Linked DNA regions of Homo sapiens: region 2 is linked to region 1. Evidence: chromatin contacts called from ENCODE Hi-C or POLR2A ChIA-PET data. All regions are on one chromosome and are shown on one strand. Each heading gives the region's core, a stretch centred on a gene start or an enhancer-like site at or near the end of the contact. The rest is flanking DNA. Distances are from core to core; before and after follow the strand shown.

The links. Hi-C counts contacts between places; a loop is a spot of excess contacts on that map. ChIA-PET counts read pairs that join two places held with the same protein, here RNA polymerase II (POLR2A). Pooled maps may share reads with other maps.
Region 2: a loop to region 1 is called in a pooled map, with 2.8 times the contacts of the local background. The contact joins two enhancer-like sites. A Hi-C loop is called at or near these places in 1 of 50 pooled maps. POLR2A ChIA-PET finds 5 or more read pairs at or near these places in 4 of 52 experiments (CD4-positive, alpha-beta T cell, GM12878, activated CD4-positive, alpha-beta T cell and 1 more).

What each region holds. Positions count from the first base shown.
Region 1 is chr6:2,026,471-2,031,311 of GRCh38, forward strand. All of the region lies in intron 4 of GMDS (GDP-mannose 4,6-dehydratase), which reads right to left. Among named protein-coding and RNA genes, the nearest start is that of GMDS, 220 kb to the right of the region's middle. Within about 2 kb of position 2,246, at least 2 of the 41 ENCODE cell types and tissues checked have a DNase peak (open chromatin) inside an H3K27ac peak, as active enhancers do.
Region 2 is chr6:1,662,645-1,667,485 of GRCh38, forward strand. All of the region lies in intron 9 of GMDS (GDP-mannose 4,6-dehydratase), which reads right to left. LOC107986514 (a long non-coding RNA gene) reads left to right here. Exons shown (of 2, transcript XR_001743788.2): 1 at 1-3,260; 2 at 4,204-4,841. Among named protein-coding and RNA genes, the nearest start is that of FOXC1, 55 kb to the left of the region's middle. RefSeq lists enhancers at 2,697-2,926, 2,937-3,106. Within about 2 kb of position 2,792, at least 2 of the 41 ENCODE cell types and tissues checked have a DNase peak (open chromatin) inside an H3K27ac peak, as active enhancers do.

The sequences.
Region 1 (4,841 bases), core at 996-3,495:
TTAACGCACACATCGTTTCTCTTAGCATGATATTCAAAACCACCAGCAGCTGAATCGACATTTTTATTTTCTACGTCACTGGCCATAGACAGAAACTTGTTGTGAATCTCAGTTTTGTAATTTGTACATGTTATCAGAAAAATTGTTTTAATTTTAGCATGAACATTTCCTAAAGTGCTCACAGCCACTCTCAAAACTTCCTGGGAATTCCTCCCAGTGCCTGGTTTGGATAATGCTGATGGATACAGAGCAAAGTGAACTTCATAGAACCCAGTGTCTGTGGATGAGGCAGCCAGCTGCCAGAGCAATAGAGAAGTGGGATGTCAGTGCATATTAATCAAGCCGAAATTATATACTTTGTAACTTGACTATTACAGCTTCATTAGTTTATTGAATATTGCCCACATGAAGACCTTTGTACTAATTCTGAGATGTTACCAAGAAATAGGAAATGAGGTAAATACATTTTCCAAGGAACACAGATCATATAAGAAATAATAATATCAAAGAAAATATACCAAAAAATCCCCCAGAAATTATGGAATACATTTTAGCATGTACATAATCAAAAGCATAATGGTAAACTAAGAACAGGAACCAGAGAATATAGTTTGAAACAAGATCATTGTGTCTAAATGGCTCCATGAAGAAGAGGACCCTGGCTGGTACTCTGGAAGTTGTAGCATTCTGATCTTATGAAGCGAGGGAGAATGAAGTCCTTGGAGAAAAACGTGGAACAGGTGGACACAGCCAGAGGAAGGAGCGAACACATTTTGGGCAAGGACATTCTCTGTGTGAGACTGGCTGCATGGGCAGAACAAGTGAAGGTAATGGGAGAAAAAAGGCAGCCAGATATAGAGAGATTCACAGGTAGAAAGCTCTGCAACCCAGGGCTTAATTAATATTTTCTTTTCCTTTGAGTTTAGCATGCTCAGAAAGGGGCTAAGGTGATTTTATTTTAAAGCAGGGAATTTGAAAGATTTTTATTTGAATATATAAAATATGCAGAGATGGAGGGAGAAATTCTTGCAAGTCCAGGAGAAAAGTGTTAGGGTTTGGAATAGGAAGAGAAATCATCAACATAATGATAAGCATATTTGGCAGGAGTGAGAAACAACAGCAGAACTTACTGCTCTATGAACATGGCAGCTAAAGGCAAGGAAGATTCTTCCAGAAACAAATGTAAGGAAATAGCAGAGTACAAGACAGTTATTAGAAAACAGGGTAAATAGCATGTAATAATACAGACACAGCAAGAAGCCATAAATTTACATTTCATAAAGTTTATGAAAAGTTTTTATTAAAAATATATTTTTAACGGAAAGTAAAAACTTCACAAAATGATCTGCAAAATTTGAACATGTACAGTAGAAGAAAATGGAGGTTTTGTCATATTAATCAAATTGGCTTTCTATCATGATACAATATATAAACTCATTGCCACTGCAGAGTCCTGTTCTTCTACACTTTTGGACTCTTAAAAAAATTCTAGTGTCTATAGTTCTTTGAACAAAGGTTTAAAAAAAGCTTCAAAACTTTAAAGAAAAACAGAACTCTTGGCGAAAGCTACTATTAAAGGGCCCGCCTTAAAAAAATCTAGCTTGTAAAACAATATCTTACATATTTCAATGAATTCTGATTTAGATCTCCATTTTAGCTTCTTTGAACAAACATCTTTATGTGTAAAATGAATACTTTTGTTCACACAAACAGCGCCTCATTCCATTTAGTTTAATTCATAAGACTGCTTAGCATATGACATTGATATAAACTCACCTTATAAGATTAAAAGAAGCACAGACAAGTTCACTTAAGTTAAATATGTTTTAAGTTTCTCTAAGTGAAGAAAAGCTAAACACATTTTTAAACCCTAAATCATTTAGCTTCTGCAATTATCTCATCTACCAGAACTCTAAAATCAATTTGACTGGACTTTCATTTATGCTTTATAATAGGAAAAAATGACACATTTCCAAATTTAATTAACCAAAACAAAAATTCTTAGGACACCCCATGTAATTCTGAGTGGACTAAACAATACATCTTCGTCGCTCAGGACAAAAGGTCATTTGGAAGGGATGTACCTTTAAGGGTTTACAAAGGCTTGATCTTCAGTCTTGTAACGAAAGAGGAAGCACATCTCAGCAGAGGAAGGATGCCCACTTTAAATAAGGAAATGGGCTTGCAGGATGCACACATGCTGCTTTCTATTAATGATAAGCACAGTCTACAAAAAGAGCCTCAGAATGCTTTAACTTTCATGTAGAATACCTGCAGAGAATGTCTAACATAAACAAAACGACAAGTAATGTGTCCACTCACCGTTTTATGAAATGATTTATGTGTTCATAATAGAGGCTAGTAAATACTAACGACTATATTCCAGTTAACAGCTGTAATTACTGGTGTGATGATTGTATGCCAGGATCCATGCCAATAATGTTTTGGGAGCAAAGCATACTTTAGGGGTTTATGAGGATGATTATACAAGATAGATGGCTCTGCTGGGTGATTTTTTTTCTTTCTTTCTTTTTTTTTTAACCAGAGGGAATGAGATGGCAGAAATTAAGACCTTTACCATACCTTTTTTAAAAAATAGATAATTATATATGTTTAAGAACTGGAAAGCATTTTGTTAAAGTTTAATCTCTTTCAAGACAGAAAGTAAATCCAATCAAAATCCCAGCAAATATTAATCTAAATTTAATTGTGGACATCACCTTTTGGCTTCTTCCATCTCTGCCTGTGTCTGTGTGTGTCTGTCTCTCACACACATATATTTACACACACACCCTAACCAGATATTTTGCAACTACATTAAAATAAATCATAACCTTTATTTAATTACTCAGCAGGTGACTGTCCGGTTTGTCAACCTGCCCTGTCTCTGACTCCCCTCAAATTCCTTCTCACCACCTATCAGTAATCCTTGGGGCATTCTGCTATTTCTTAACACCTCAACTAAGAGATATTAAAAGCAGATAAATTATCTACCTGGCAAAAATTTACTGCAAATTGTCCAGGGTATTGGTAATTTCCCAGAATTATGTCTGCATTGACAGGACAGTTTTGCCAACTGCACCTGCAGTCCAGCCCAACCTCTCCTCCCAGTATAAGTGGCAAACTTAAAAAGGCTGGAAACACTTTGCTCATTTTACAAGACTTGTGTCAGGCATCACTTCTATTATGAAATAATCTTGAATTGTGTTCTGGAGGGATCTGGGGCCAACCCCATGCTGGATCACATAAGTCTTACTAAGTGTATGCTTGGATTCCATGTGTCACCCCAAAAGAAAAGCTTATCTTTAACAAATTTATTTAAAATTTTGACATCAAAATATTCCAAAGAAATATTTTGAAGAAGGTACTTTAATTTAAATATAAATTTAAATTTTGTGTCATTTTGAATTATATATTGGGGTGTACAGGAGCAGCATGTAATACTATCTTCTGTGCTGGGGGCCTCCTAAGGATTTTACTCGGTCCTAGTCAAACCTCTACAATAAAAACAGATAGCATGCATTACATCCAACTCGTGAACTGCCTTTCTCCCAGTGATATGAAGACAGTCCAGAGAAGGGGGCAGGTTGGAGGAGGAGGGAAGCGGGTGCCCACACAGAGATCAACACACAGCCCATGTGGTTCCCACAGCATGCTCTGCACAACCAGACAGATCCATCACTGCTGGTTACTGTCCATCTCCTCCACAAGAGTCTGTGGGTTTGGTCTTTGCAAGATCATTTCGAAATTAAAAGTGGACAAAGATAATATATGCCCACATCTTCTTAAAGTATGTGTGGGGGTGGTGCATGGGAACACCTGTGTCAAATTTGTGATGCTGGAGAGCCAAGAAAAAGATAAGGGAGGCAAATCTGAATCTGGTGGTTGTAAAGCACCTGGAGGAAATTTTGCTGTTCTTTCTCCAGCATCTGCGAATTTGTAGGACGAGGTTAAGAGGGAGCACACAACTTCCAATGTTGTCCCAACTTCTATTTTACATGGACCTTGCTCCCTACATAAAATGCATATAAAACCCTTTCTTATTTAAATTTCCCAAGGATTTGCAGCAGTTTGTACAACACATTTGGCCACAGTAAGTCTCAGGGCTCTAAATGACCTCTGGGGATGAATGACATGTGCACACAGAAGAATTTATAAGACTCACTCTATAACAGTTCCTTTGGAACTATTACTTTCTGAGGGTGAAGGTAACAGATTTTTTTTAAGTAGTACAGTTGACAAACTATGCATTGGCTCCAAACAAGGCCGTGTGCGCTAGATAAACATAGTAAAACTGTTATAAAGTGGTTCGCTAAATTGTAGCTATACTGTAGCTCAAAATGTATTGCTTGGGACATAGTGATATATAGCATATGTTTCACTAAAATGTGAAAAAGCCTAGAACACAAGTATTATCTTTGTGACTCAACACCAATACAATAACAAGGATTTTCTCCAATTCCTTTTATAAACAAAATAAATTATTACTGTATCAACTCTCTCACACGTAAAGATGATCACATTACTCTCTACACCAGGGTCACAAATTCAAATGCAAGCATGTAGTATAAATACATAAAGCAGGCCAGGTGCAGCTACGGTAAACTCAAACAATGGTTCTCACACTTTAATGTGCATACAGAAATCGCCCTGTTAACACGCACATCCTGATGCAGTAGTTCTGGGGTGGAGCCATGGATTTTGAATTTCAAACAAGCTCCTCAGAAAAGCAAAGAACTAGAGAGCTCTTTTCCCTTTCAGCTGTTTTGCCCAGGCTGAGGCCTCCACACAGGAGTGCCACTGGGCTTGGTGCTGGTGATTTCTCAAAAGCTGGAAATTCA
Region 2 (4,841 bases), core at 1,542-4,041, 360 kb before region 1:
GACATCAGCTGCTTTATGTTGATGTATATAAACTGTCCTGAGAGCCAAGGGAAATGCCTTAAATTCTCAACAAAGATGAGCTGAAAAAAATCATTCCAACATTTTCCCAATTATTTGACAGAAACACAAATTTAGGGCTTACTGCTGCATAACATTTTGTGTTCTCTCCTGCCAAGATGCTGAGGGCAGTCAGCTGGGAGGAATGCTACTTTGGGGATGAATTAAAGTTTGTTGAATAAAGAATGAGCACAGATTCAGAAGCAAAACTTCCATAGTGCATGAATCCTCCCAACGAGACTGTCAGAATAAGGATATAGGTTTGCATTTATTTATTTTACTAAAAGCTTCCTACTTCCCTCCTTTCTGGATATCGTAAGGGGTTTGACCTTTCTGTTTCAAATATGACATTTCTTTCTCTGATTTCCTTTAGCCAGATGTCAAACCTAAAATAGAATTTCTTAGAACTTACTGCTCAAATATGATACTTAGGAGCAGACTGTAGCTTTTCATAGTGTCTTATGGCTTTTCTAGAACATGCACTGATAAGGAAAGGGAGAGAAATTCAACTTGGGGTGTCTCTGCACCCTTCGTTAGGGATGCTGGGAAGTGATGGCAACGCACAGAAGCACCGTGCAGGTCGTTGGCTCAGAAAAGGCAGCCACTGTTTTCATTTAGGAGCCCAGCTCAGTCTGAACTGTGGGACCTCCTTCACCAAAGCACCCCCATATTGCTTCTTGTTCTCACCTACTTAACTGAAACGTCCCAAAGTTCCCTAGAAGAGATTTTAGCTATCATCTCTCCTAGAAGAGCAGGAAACCAAGCTCCCTTTTCCTTGCTTTTATCCTTGCCCCTGCGGAATTTTTCCAAAGGTACCAGTGATGTTTTTGTGAATGCAAGTACACGGCGGCCCTCCTCCTCACAGCCTGGAACCCCAAACCCTACCACTGGCCTGCACCGCCTTATGTGACTGCTTGTGGCTACTGCCCTCACCATTTCTCTGTGCCAGGAATACTGGCCCCACTGCTGTTCCTTCAACTGGCAAAGCATACACCTGCCACAGGGCCTTTGCACAGGAGTCCCCCGGTGACTGGTGAAGATCCGTGTGCCCTGCTCCCTCATTTCCTTCATGGCTCTGCTGAAATGTCTCATCAGAGAGGCCTTCCTTGATCACCTTTACCCTGCTTTATTTTTCTTCATGGCACAGATCTCCTCCTGACATGTTATTAACATGTTTGTGGTCTGTGCCCTCCTGTATGAATGGGAGCATGTAATTTATTTGTTGTAATTTGTTGGAATAAGTCACCTACTGGCTTAGCACCCTCAGGACCCAGAGCAGTGCCTGGCACACGGTAGGCACCCAGTAAGAATTTGTTGGATAAGTGCTTACATTTATTTCAACAAATAAATCACATGCATGCCCCGTTATAGTTCTTTACAATAATTAGGCTAAAAGTTGCTTATAAAAAGAAAAAGAAGTAACCTAGTCAAATTTTACTTTGGTGTTTCTTAAATGTTACCCATTCTTACTGCAAAAATCAACTCTTGGAATCTTTATCATTTCTCTGTAAGGCCGAGAATCTGCCCTTTGCTACTTGAATCTTGTGTCAGCCTTCAGTCAAAACTAATGAAAGTCTGGGCCAATGAGCTGGCCCCAGATTTCTGGATCATCCAAGCATCTCCTTCACTCTCTGGACCCTCTCACCTGCCCACCCCCTGGAACCACACTGTCCTCTGTCACCAACAGTGAGGTGGGGGAGTGTTCTTACAACTTCATCGTTCACTCACATGGGAGACCGTGAGTATTCTCTTCAGAGGAGAGGAATTGTTTCTCCTTAGAGAGGCGTGAGATGAATGAGTGTCCTGTTCTCCCTAGAGTCCCCGATTCATGGTGTCTGGCCACTCCTACAGGCACAGCACGGACAATCACATAACGAAGCTGAAAGCAATGTGCTTTTGAGTATAAGCCATACTGGTTAGAGGTGATTTACTGTGTCACTCTGTCACATTGACATGTTTGAGACTCATGTAAACTATTCCCTGATCAGCCACAGTTCTGGCCTAACAGGGGGCAATGCTAATGTTTAATAATGTAAGCATAATATTTAATTTGGAAAGTACTAGTGATTATATAGTAGTAAAGAGGCTTCACATGTGGGTAGAGATTTTTTAAAAATCTCATTGATACCAAGGTATAGTGCAGTAGAAACATTTTGAAACTAAAGTTAGAAGCGTCCTAACTGTAGAATGAACATATTCACGTCACTATTGTTCACCAGGATCGCTCTCACACACCACACGTGCTATGTGAATACAGATAGACTTCTGCATACTCAGCTGGCTTTGCACATCTCTACCACAGAGTACGTGTATCTCTTGGACAGAGTATGACTGGTGGAAGTGGCAGTTGGCAGTTTATCTTTGATCACTATATTCAGAGGTGGCTTATACTTTTTAATTTTTTTTATTATTATACTTTAAGTTCTAGGGTACATGTGCACAATGTGCAGGTTAGTTACATATGTATACATGTGCCATGTTGGTGTGCTGCACCCATTAACTCGTCATTTAACATTAGGTATATCTCCTAATGCTATCTCTCCCCCCTCCTGGCTTATACTTTTAAGGGCACAAAATATATAACCATGATTGCTTGAAAGGGATTTGTTTCAATTCCTTGTTTGAAGGAGGTAATGGGCCAGCCTAAGAATCAAAAGTGACAATGAAATATAAAATGTATAACCATGATTGCTTTAAAGAGATTTGTTTCAGTTCCTTGTTTGAGGGAGGTAATGGGCCAGCCTAAGAATCGAAAGTGACAATGAAATATGAATGTAAAAGAGGAAGGGAGACAGACCTCTGGCTTGTTAGTACAACAGAATACTTACTTGGGGTTCACTTTATACATTACTTTCCCCCATTTTCCTACCCATTTGGGTAGGAATGAGATCTGCCAGGAAGGTGCACGGGGCAGAAGGCTTTGCTGTTGTTTTCCATGTCTTGGTTTCCTTCCTTTACCAGGACCAGAGCAGGAGGCCTCCTTTCTGCTCTCTGGGGGCCACATACTCCTGCCTCGATGGGCCACAACTGGATGAAGGAGGATACACGTGTGCCTTGCTACACATAATAGCTAAACAGCCCTAGAAAAACAGGGTCTGTGTACATATCATCATGTCTTCAGGCTACAAGGAAGCCCGCTGTGTGAAAAAGCTCTCCTGAGCTCAAATAAGAACTACTTTCTAAATATCACCTTAATATATCTGGTAGGTTTGGATTTGGTATGTCAAGTTGAGTCCTATAATACATAGACTATTTCCTTCTGGAGACCGTATTTTTAATTTCAGCGACTTGGAGGAGTTAAACTCGACCTCTGGGCACACTGACAGCCAAGTGGGTCATCAGCAGAGGAGTGACAACGACACTTCCATTCATGTAGGGCTTCCGGTCTACAGGAGGGCTTTCATATAAGTGGGCTGAGTGTATGGGAAGTGAACTGATTAGGCATTTGCCCCTTGTTATGGATGAAGCAGCAAAGGCCGTGAGAGTCCCTGAGGGTCAAGTCGCTCTGAGATCCTAGAGACGGGAGTCCTGCTCTGCCCAGCATCCTCTCCCCTGCACCACAGTACCTGCATCCCCTCCTTTTCTGTGCCGTCTTTATTTTACAGTGTGGATCTGGTGGGCTAGGGTTCCTCTCCTGTTGGTCCTGATGATGCACCAAGACCAAGAATATTTCTTATTTATGGAGGAAATATGGTTAAGTGCTAAGTGTACAGCCCTGACCCTTCCTCTACCCTCTCAGCCTAGTTACACCAGGGAGGTAAATCCCTACCTGTTTGTCTACCTACTTGTTTATATTAAAAGTTCTTGCAAATTTAAAAGGTTATACACTCAATGATCCAAAGGTGAAGTTGAGAAGACTATAAAAGACCTTAGGCAATATGAAATTATACAGTCAGCTTTTCACGTGACGGTGGTGTGATCACTAATGGAATCACCGAGTTTCCACAGAATGAAAAGGACCCTTGGGATCCGGAGCTACAGTTTAAGCTGGTCCCTCTCTGGAGGTGTTGCGTAGTAGGCTTCTCCTGTAACGTCTACGGCTGACTTATGACATTTACATTTTTGGTCCTCAAGGTCACAGTGTCCTTCTAAGCGGAACGATAGTGGAGACTGGGAACTAACTTCTTCATCTCCTCTCTTTGACAGCCTGAACTCAGCTTGGCACTGGCTTTCTATCCACCTTCTGCCCAGCAGTGAATGGAGTCAACTCTCCCATTAATGGAGCACCCTCTGGGGGAAGGGCACTGTGTTTTCTGCTGAGCGCTAGGACCTTCACAGTCTCCACAGAGCAACAAACCAGAACTCAGCGAGAAGAGCAATGCCAAAGAGGAGGCCTAGCGTGCAGACACACATGAGCCTAGAGCAGCTGTGCCCACCCCATGCCTCTACCATTGACTCAATGAGGACAGCTGTCTTTGAGAGTGGTGACGGTAGGGTTCTATAGAAGAAGCAGGTCTGTTAAGCAATCTGCGAGATGGCCGGCCTCAGACCAATCAAAGTCTACCATTTTGTCTTATCTATCTAGAACCATAACTCAAAAATGAAATTGCCCCAGCTTTTCTCCTCCCACCATTAAATTCCATTCAATCATAGCAGGCAAAATGCAGTCACGCTCAAGCAGCCAGATGTTATCATTACAGACTGCTCTTTATAAACCCATGCTGAAACCTGAGTGGTTGATGAGACCAGCTAAGCAGTTGTACCTTTGACCCAATTGCATTAAACTTGCCCTATCAATTTAAGCTCAGTATAAACACCATTTCCCAGAGCCCCTCGTGAAGTCA